Linked DNA regions of Homo sapiens: region 2 is linked to region 1. Evidence: chromatin contacts called from ENCODE Hi-C data. All regions are on one chromosome and are shown on one strand. The core of a region is the stretch at or near the end of the contact, and the rest is flanking DNA. Distances in the headings are between cores, read along the strand shown. Region 1 holds the start of PDHA1 (pyruvate dehydrogenase E1 subunit alpha 1). Region 2 holds the start of RBBP7 (RB binding protein 7, chromatin remodeling factor).

Region 1 (3,468 bases), core at 725-3,224:
GTTCCTTCTAACCCATTGATTTGTTCAATCATGTATTTAAGTAGGACCTATATTTTACTTGTTCCTTGCTATATCTTCAGTGTGTAGTACAGTGTCTGACACAAAATCGGTGCTCAATAATAGGTGTTGGATGAATGAGCAAATGAATGAATGAATTCATATTCATATGGCCTACAGAGTTCCCGTACATGCACAACCAATATCACCACCCCGTGGAGATGACTCCCAAATTAATATTTTTAGCAAATGTTCCAGACTTACAACTCCAACTTCCCGGGGGACATCTTCAGATAGCTGTGCCACTGCCACCACCAGGTCAACATGTCCCAAACCATTCAGACCAGCTTTTTCTCCTGAGCTGGACATCTGGCCTCCAACCTTTTCATTCTCTTTTACCTTTCATATTCTATCAGCAGCAGCAGCTGCTGAAATCATACCATGCAAGTTTCTCACGTCCATCTCTGCCTTTTAATGGCGCCCTCTCACTCCTTTAAGAAGTTTTCTTCCACTGCAACACGATCTCTCAGTCCAGAGTCTGGCCCAGTGCCCAAATTATTTCTCTAGCTATGCTGAGAGCTGGTCATGCTTTGAACTTCTGCTTTGAATACTTTCAGTGACACTGGGAGAGAATTATCTCATTGGACCATTGTCATTGTTAGAAAATTCATTGTTATGCTGAAATGAAATGATTTTATTCACACACACACACACACACACACAAAATAGCTCTTCCTCCTGGAACATGACTGGCCTGAAAATGTGTGAAGACATATCCAATCCTCTCTGGTTTTACTGTTCATCCAATTTTCTGTTCTCCTCCTGGCAGGAGGATTATATTTCACCTTGTGGAACTCAGACATGGTCGGGTAACTAGCTCTGGTCCGTGAAAATTGAGAGGAAGTGACATGTGTCACTTCTGGGCAGAAGCTTTGAGAGCCGGTTTAAATGATCCCTTTTCTCTTCATCCATGAGACAAGCTAAGTTCCAGAGAGAGGGTGCCACGCTGTGAGGGACCTGTGTTACGAGTACGATGGCTCGCGTCACTTCAAATTCTTGAAATCACTGAAATTTGGAGGTCAGTTGTTACATCATAACCCAGCCAATTCTAGTTAGCCTGTTTTCTTCCTAACTTCTTTAATCGTTCTTCATAAGTCACAATCGCAGCCCCTCACCGTTCTGACCACTGTCCCCTGGATTCCACTCAGTTTACTCATTATCCCCCTTAAAATGTGGAGCCCAAATCTGAACCCGGAACCCCAGGTGCAATCCCACTAGGACACAACACAATGGGTTCCTGAGCCCTTTGATCCTCTGAATAGAGCCCCTTGTTGCTTTGGTGTTTTGTCTCTGTGTGTGCTTTTATCATCGGCTGAGCCACGCTGTTAACTCGCAGTGAGCCTGTGAACCAATAACTAGAGAAAAAAGATTTTTCCCATTGTCCTCTCGACATATATTGGGAAACAAATTTTTTGATCCGCGTTCAAGTAGACAGGGCAGAACTGTCCAACTGCTACGTGATCTTTTAAAGACAAAGTTAGTGGCAGACCATTTACAGAAACCAGATGTTCTGTCTTTTGGCTCTGAGCATGCTGCTAATCTTCATCATCTAGTGTACTGAACGAGATGTACTGAACGAGGGCTGCAGAGCTGCAGCACCGGCAGGAGTAGGCGCTCGGTAGGACGGGGCCTGCACAACCTCCCCGGTAGTCAGCAGAGCGGAATCTAGGAAGGCTCCTTTCCCGCGGCGCCCTGGAGGCGGGGGCCCCACCTTCCCACGCAGGCGCTATCAAGCCCCGCCTCCTCACCCGCCCGCGGCGTGGCGTCGGAAAGAGCCCTCAGCCCCTCCCTCTCTGGCGCTGATACCCAATGGGCAGCCTCAGGCCTTTAGCGGGGGCGGGGCACCCCCTGGACGCCGTTCTGGTTGGCCCGCGGCCCGGCGCAGCGCATGACGTTATTACGACTCTGTCACGCCGCGGTGCGACTGAGGCGTGGCGTCTGCTGGGGCACCTGAAGGAGACTTGGGGGCACCCGCGTCGTGCCTCCTGGGTTGTGAGGAGTCGCCGCTGCCGCCACTGCCTGTGCTTCATGAGGAAGATGCTCGCCGCCGTCTCCCGCGTGCTGTCTGGCGCTTCTCAGAAGCCGGTGAGACCTCCCGGGCGGGCCGGGATGGGGCGCGAGTGGGGCTGAGGCGGGGCCGGAGGGCAGGGCGGGCCAGGCCGGGCCACCCAGAGCGGGGTGGAAGGCGCCAGGGGAGCCGGGGAGCCTTTACTTCGCCTCCGCGCCCTGCATTCCGTTCCTGGCCTCGGGAGAAGCGGCACGGACCGGGATCACGCCAAGGTCCGTGTGAACTTCCCCCTTCTCGACACCCACCTCCCGCCCCCGGGCCCAGCTGTGCGCCAGGCGAAGTCGGTGTGCTCAAGAGGTGCCTGTTGGGTTACAGGACACGGAAAGGGTGGCCTCGGCCTCCTTCGAGTCTCCAATTGACCCCACTCATTTCGGATCTTCTAACTTAATTTCTCTTGACCGAGAGGCTTTGTAATAGCGTAGAATCTGGAGACAGGGTGGCTTCGTTCAAACAGCACCCTCACCATTGACTAGCCCTGTGACCTTGAGCAAGTTTTTAAACGTCCCGGGGACCCGGTTTCCTAAAATGTTTGCTCGAAGTGGAGTTAATCTCTAAATGGAGATAAGAGTTATCTCTGAAATGTTATCAGTTAACTCTAAAATGGAGATAATAAGAGTCCCCACCTCTTGGGGTTGTCTTGAGGATTCAACGAGTGACACGTGTGGAAACGATTCCAAATAGCACCTGGCACATAATCGATAACATGTGTGTTGAATAGTGTTATTTATTGAGTCTCCAGTTCGGTATACATTTCTTGAACACCTGTGCTCAGTTCTGAGGCGGGTTCACAGAAGGTCAGCCTCTTCAGAAACAAACTTCCTCCTCTTCCCTCTCCCTCAACATCTGAGCTTTTCTTGGCAGTGAGTTCAGGAGCGCCGAAGCAGAACTCAGAGGACGCTGCCCTCCCCTCCCCTTACCTACACATTCTTAGGGTACAAGTAGCTAAAGCAAAGAGCAACGATGCTTGAGGGGTGGGGGGTAGAGTTTAGCACTATTTCATGGCCTCAGCATTTAGAGGTGCCTAACACCTGAGCTAGCATTCTGACCCCCCTAGGCACAGTGAGGTCGTGTTAATTGGTGTAACTGCAGGCCTCGGGATTCTGGTATTTCCCCCAGGACTTGATACCGCTCTACTTAGTACAGGCAGAGATTGTCAAAAGGTAAGAGGTATGCCCCTCTAGGAATCCTGTTGCCTAAAATAATGACAAAACTGCCGGGTGCGGTGGCTCAGGCCTGTAATCCCAGCATTTTGGGAGGCTGAGGCAGGTGGATCACCTGAGGTCAGAAGTTCGAGATCAGCCTGGCCAACATGGTGAAACCCCGTCTCTACTAAAAATACAAAA
Region 2 (3,468 bases), core at 245-2,744, 2.5 Mb before region 1:
CTCACAACAGCTTCTTTCTCCCCTTTTACCACCACACTATACACCAGAAATCATCCCACAAATCACGTAAGTTTTGAAAATAAAAACCACCTGCCACCTCATGCAAGGGCTGATTACATACTTATGTTCTATGCATAAAACGCCAAAACTAGGAAATTCAGAACGACAGTTAAATTTAAACAAAATAAAAGTTGCCAGAAACCCTTACTTAGTCACTTCAGGAAGCCACTGAACGGTAAGACTGGGCCACTGAAGAGCATGGGTCATAACCAGGTCATATAGAAACGGTGTATTCTTCTTCCAGATTTTATATTCTTCATTGATGACACGCTCCTCCACAGTATCTTCAAACACTGAAATTTGGAGAAAGCCCACACGATTAAGTGGCTGAGATAGATCAAAGTCAGAAATTGGAGGTCACCTCAAGATGGCCACACCTCATGTACTCTTTCCTTTTACCTCTAATTTGGACACGGACAACTAACTGCTCTTCCAGAAGGTGGAGAAAATACTAACAATCAGGAAGCCTATTTTTTCCATTGAGATCAATACCCCCTGCGTACACCATGTTGGGTAGTCAATTACACGGACATGGAAATTGTTTACCCTGTTACAGCTGTTCGCACCTGTTCTAAGATGACGACCTGTACGTACAGGGGCTGCGCGACCCAGTCGGGAAGACAAATGCACGTGTAGCAGAAGCCCACAGGCCTGGTCTCTCCAATCCCCATCAGGGGAGGCCCCAGCTCCCACGACGCCCGCCTCGGCAGCCATAGGCCTGAGGACCCCAGCAACCCCCGGACAAGGGCCGCGACCCCGAGGCGGTCAACGCGCGCGCGCGCGTAGAAAGAGCCGCGGCGCTCGCTTCCCAGCGGCGGGGGCCGCCTCCGCCCCGGGGCCGAGGGCGCCGGAGGGAGCGCAGCCGCTGGAGGAGGGAAGGGAAGAGGGGGGCCCAGCCCTCGGCCCCGCGCCCGGCTCCGGAAGTGCTCGGAGCCCTCGGCGCGGCGGTCCCGTCCCGCGCAGGCCCCTCGAGGCGCGCGCCCAGTCTCGCGCCCGGCCCCGCCCCCTGCTCCGCACGCCAATTCGCGCCTTTCGCCGGCGCGTGCCGCGGCCTCGCGCGCCCGCCGCCCCCCGCGGCCCCGGCGCGCGCCGCCCCGCAGGGCCTCTTACTCTCTTTACTCGCCATCTTGCGTCGGGTCGTTCGCCCCTCGCCGCCGCCTCGGACTCCTCTCGTTAGCCAAGAGCAGCCCGACCGCTGGCGCTCCTGCCTTTCCCAAGCGCGTCACACTCCCCACTGTCGAAAGCCCGGGCCCCGTCTTGCTGCCTGGGTGCTCCCCAGACGCCGCGTCCTTCTTTCCTGCCTCCTCCCCGCTCGCGGGTACCGAGGTCTGAGGCGCTCTTCTCTCTCTCTCCAAACTTGGAACGAGACTTTTCAACCCGCGCCTCCCAGCCCGCCCAGGCAGCTGAGCGCAGGCGCATCCGCCCTGGGAAAAGTGAGAGGAGGCGGAGAGGCGGGTCTGGGAGCCAACGGCTCCGGCGCCGAGACCAATGACGCGCGGCGGGCGGGTTTCACGCGGCGTTCGGAGGCGGGCTTCTGGGGGTGGGCGGAGCGTGCCGCGGCAGGAAGTTGGCGATGCGCAGGCGCGAGGGCTCGCCCGGCGCTCCCAGGGCCGGCCGCGGAGGCGGATGGGGCGCGCGGGGGCGGGGCGGATGAGGGCCCGAGGGGGCGGGGCGGATGGGGGCGCGCGAGGGCGGGGCTGATGGAGGCGCGGCTGGCCGGCTGAGTGGGGGCCGCGAGCCCCGGGGCGGCGAGCCTTGGGGCCCGCGGGGCGTGGTTGCTTGTAGCGGCAGCGGTGGTGGGGGTGAGAGGGGGGCAGGGAGGCTGCCGCCGCTTAGCCAAGCAAAATCTCAGAGCAAGAGGGGAAAATGGTTCCTGTTCTCGAGAGATTACTGTGCCTTCAAAGTCTCCCTGATAATCACGGACATGCAATTCTCTGCACCCCTGAAATGTTCTCCTCCAGCCGACTGGCCTTTCCTGGGGCCCGGTCGGGCCGAGGTGGGGCTGGTCTCAGACGGAGGAGAGCTTTTGGAGAGGCCGCGGGCGTTTTCTGCCTGCAAAAGCCGCCGGGCCGCCCTGTTAGGCTAAATGTGCAGCCTGTGGCGGCACAGGCCGCCGGCGGGCCGAAGCCGATTTACACTGTTACATTTTAATTTGTTCGATGTTTGGGTCCTTAAGATGATGGTTTGCGGCCTCTTCGCGCTTCAGGGGATTTTGTCCCTGCACTGGCGTTCCTTTCTCATCCCAGCCCCGGCCCCTGCTGAGTCATTTTTGTCACCTGCAGGGGTCCCAGCGCGACCCCACCCCAAGCTGGCGGAGCTGGAGAGAGCAGGGCTGAACTACCCTGGGCCTGCTTACCTGAGCCCTGCTCTGCTCAGGAACTTCATAGCCCCTGAGGAGTGTGTCGGGGGAGGAGAAAGCTGGCTGCAAGGCCAAAAGGGAAATAGAAGAAAATGAGGGCCAGGAGCAGAGGGGACGGAGTTGGGGGAGGCGACCAAGGTGCCTGCGTGCAAAGGGAACCGAAGTGTACGTCCAGCTCCGGGAGAGGCTCCTCTTGCAAAAGCACCCCCGGAACATTTGCTGCCTTGATACCTTTCCAAGTGCCTTCATGCTCAGATGCTATCTTGCAGATGCCGCTGTCATGCCCACTTTTCTGACCGGGACGCAAACCCAGACGTTAGTCAGTGGCAGAACCAGTCACATTCCCTTCTGTAGATATTTACTGTGTTGTTTCCGATACAATACCGTTCATTATTATAACGCCCTCCCCCCATTCTGGGTCAAGGAATCTTGTTAGTGCCTAAGGCTGAGGGGGTGGCTAGAGAGGGAAGAGAGTTGGAAGGGTGTTTAAGCAATACAGCCCTCATATTCTAGGACATTAGTTGGCAAGACTTTTTCTAAAAGGACCGAGATAGTAAATATTTTAGGCTTTGGGGGCAACTGCTCGACTCTGTCGCTTTGCAGCGCAAAGCAGCCATGGAAAATATGGATGCATTTGGCTGCGTTCCGATAAAACTACAGACACTAAAATCGTTTTCACGGGTCACAAAATCTTTTGATTTTTTTTTTCTATCACTTGAAAACGGAAAAACCATTCTCAGCTCGAGGGTCATACAAAAACATGTGGTGGGTTAGATTTAGTCGGAGGACTGTAGTTTGCCCACCTTGTTCTAGAATAATTGTACCTTATGGCTCTGCTTCAAAGAGAACCTCGTGTGCAAAGCAAGAGGCGGCTTGGGAGATGATTTGTATCCCTTTAATACAGTGTACTCATTTCTGACAAGTAGACATGATTTCCAAAACCTATTAAAAGAAATGTTTAAAGGACTGAAAGAAAAGAAATCTTCCCAGACGACTTGGCTTTAAAATCTTGATACTGTTTACCTCAGTGAGGGTCAGAGAAGGAAATA

What was found. Hi-C counts contacts between places; a loop is a spot of excess contacts on that map. Pooled maps may share reads with other maps.
Region 2: a loop to region 1 is called in a pooled map, with 29 times the contacts of the local background. The contact joins the promoter of RBBP7 here to the promoter of PDHA1 in region 1. A Hi-C loop is called at or near these places in 8 of 50 pooled maps.

Annotation. Positions count from the first base shown.
Region 1 is chrX:19,341,953-19,345,420 of GRCh38, forward strand. It overlaps PDHA1 (pyruvate dehydrogenase E1 subunit alpha 1), which reads left to right and starts at 1,975. Exons shown (of 11, transcript NM_000284.4): 1 at 1,975-2,142. The coding sequence starts at 2,086.
Region 2 is chrX:16,868,868-16,872,335 of GRCh38, forward strand. It overlaps RBBP7 (RB binding protein 7, chromatin remodeling factor), which reads right to left and starts at 1,495. Exons shown (of 12, transcript NM_002893.4): 1 at 1,171-1,495; 2 at 209-353. The coding sequence starts at 1,186. RefSeq lists enhancers at 412-501, 1,511-2,189 and silencers at 722-1,061, 1,082-1,131, 1,462-1,771.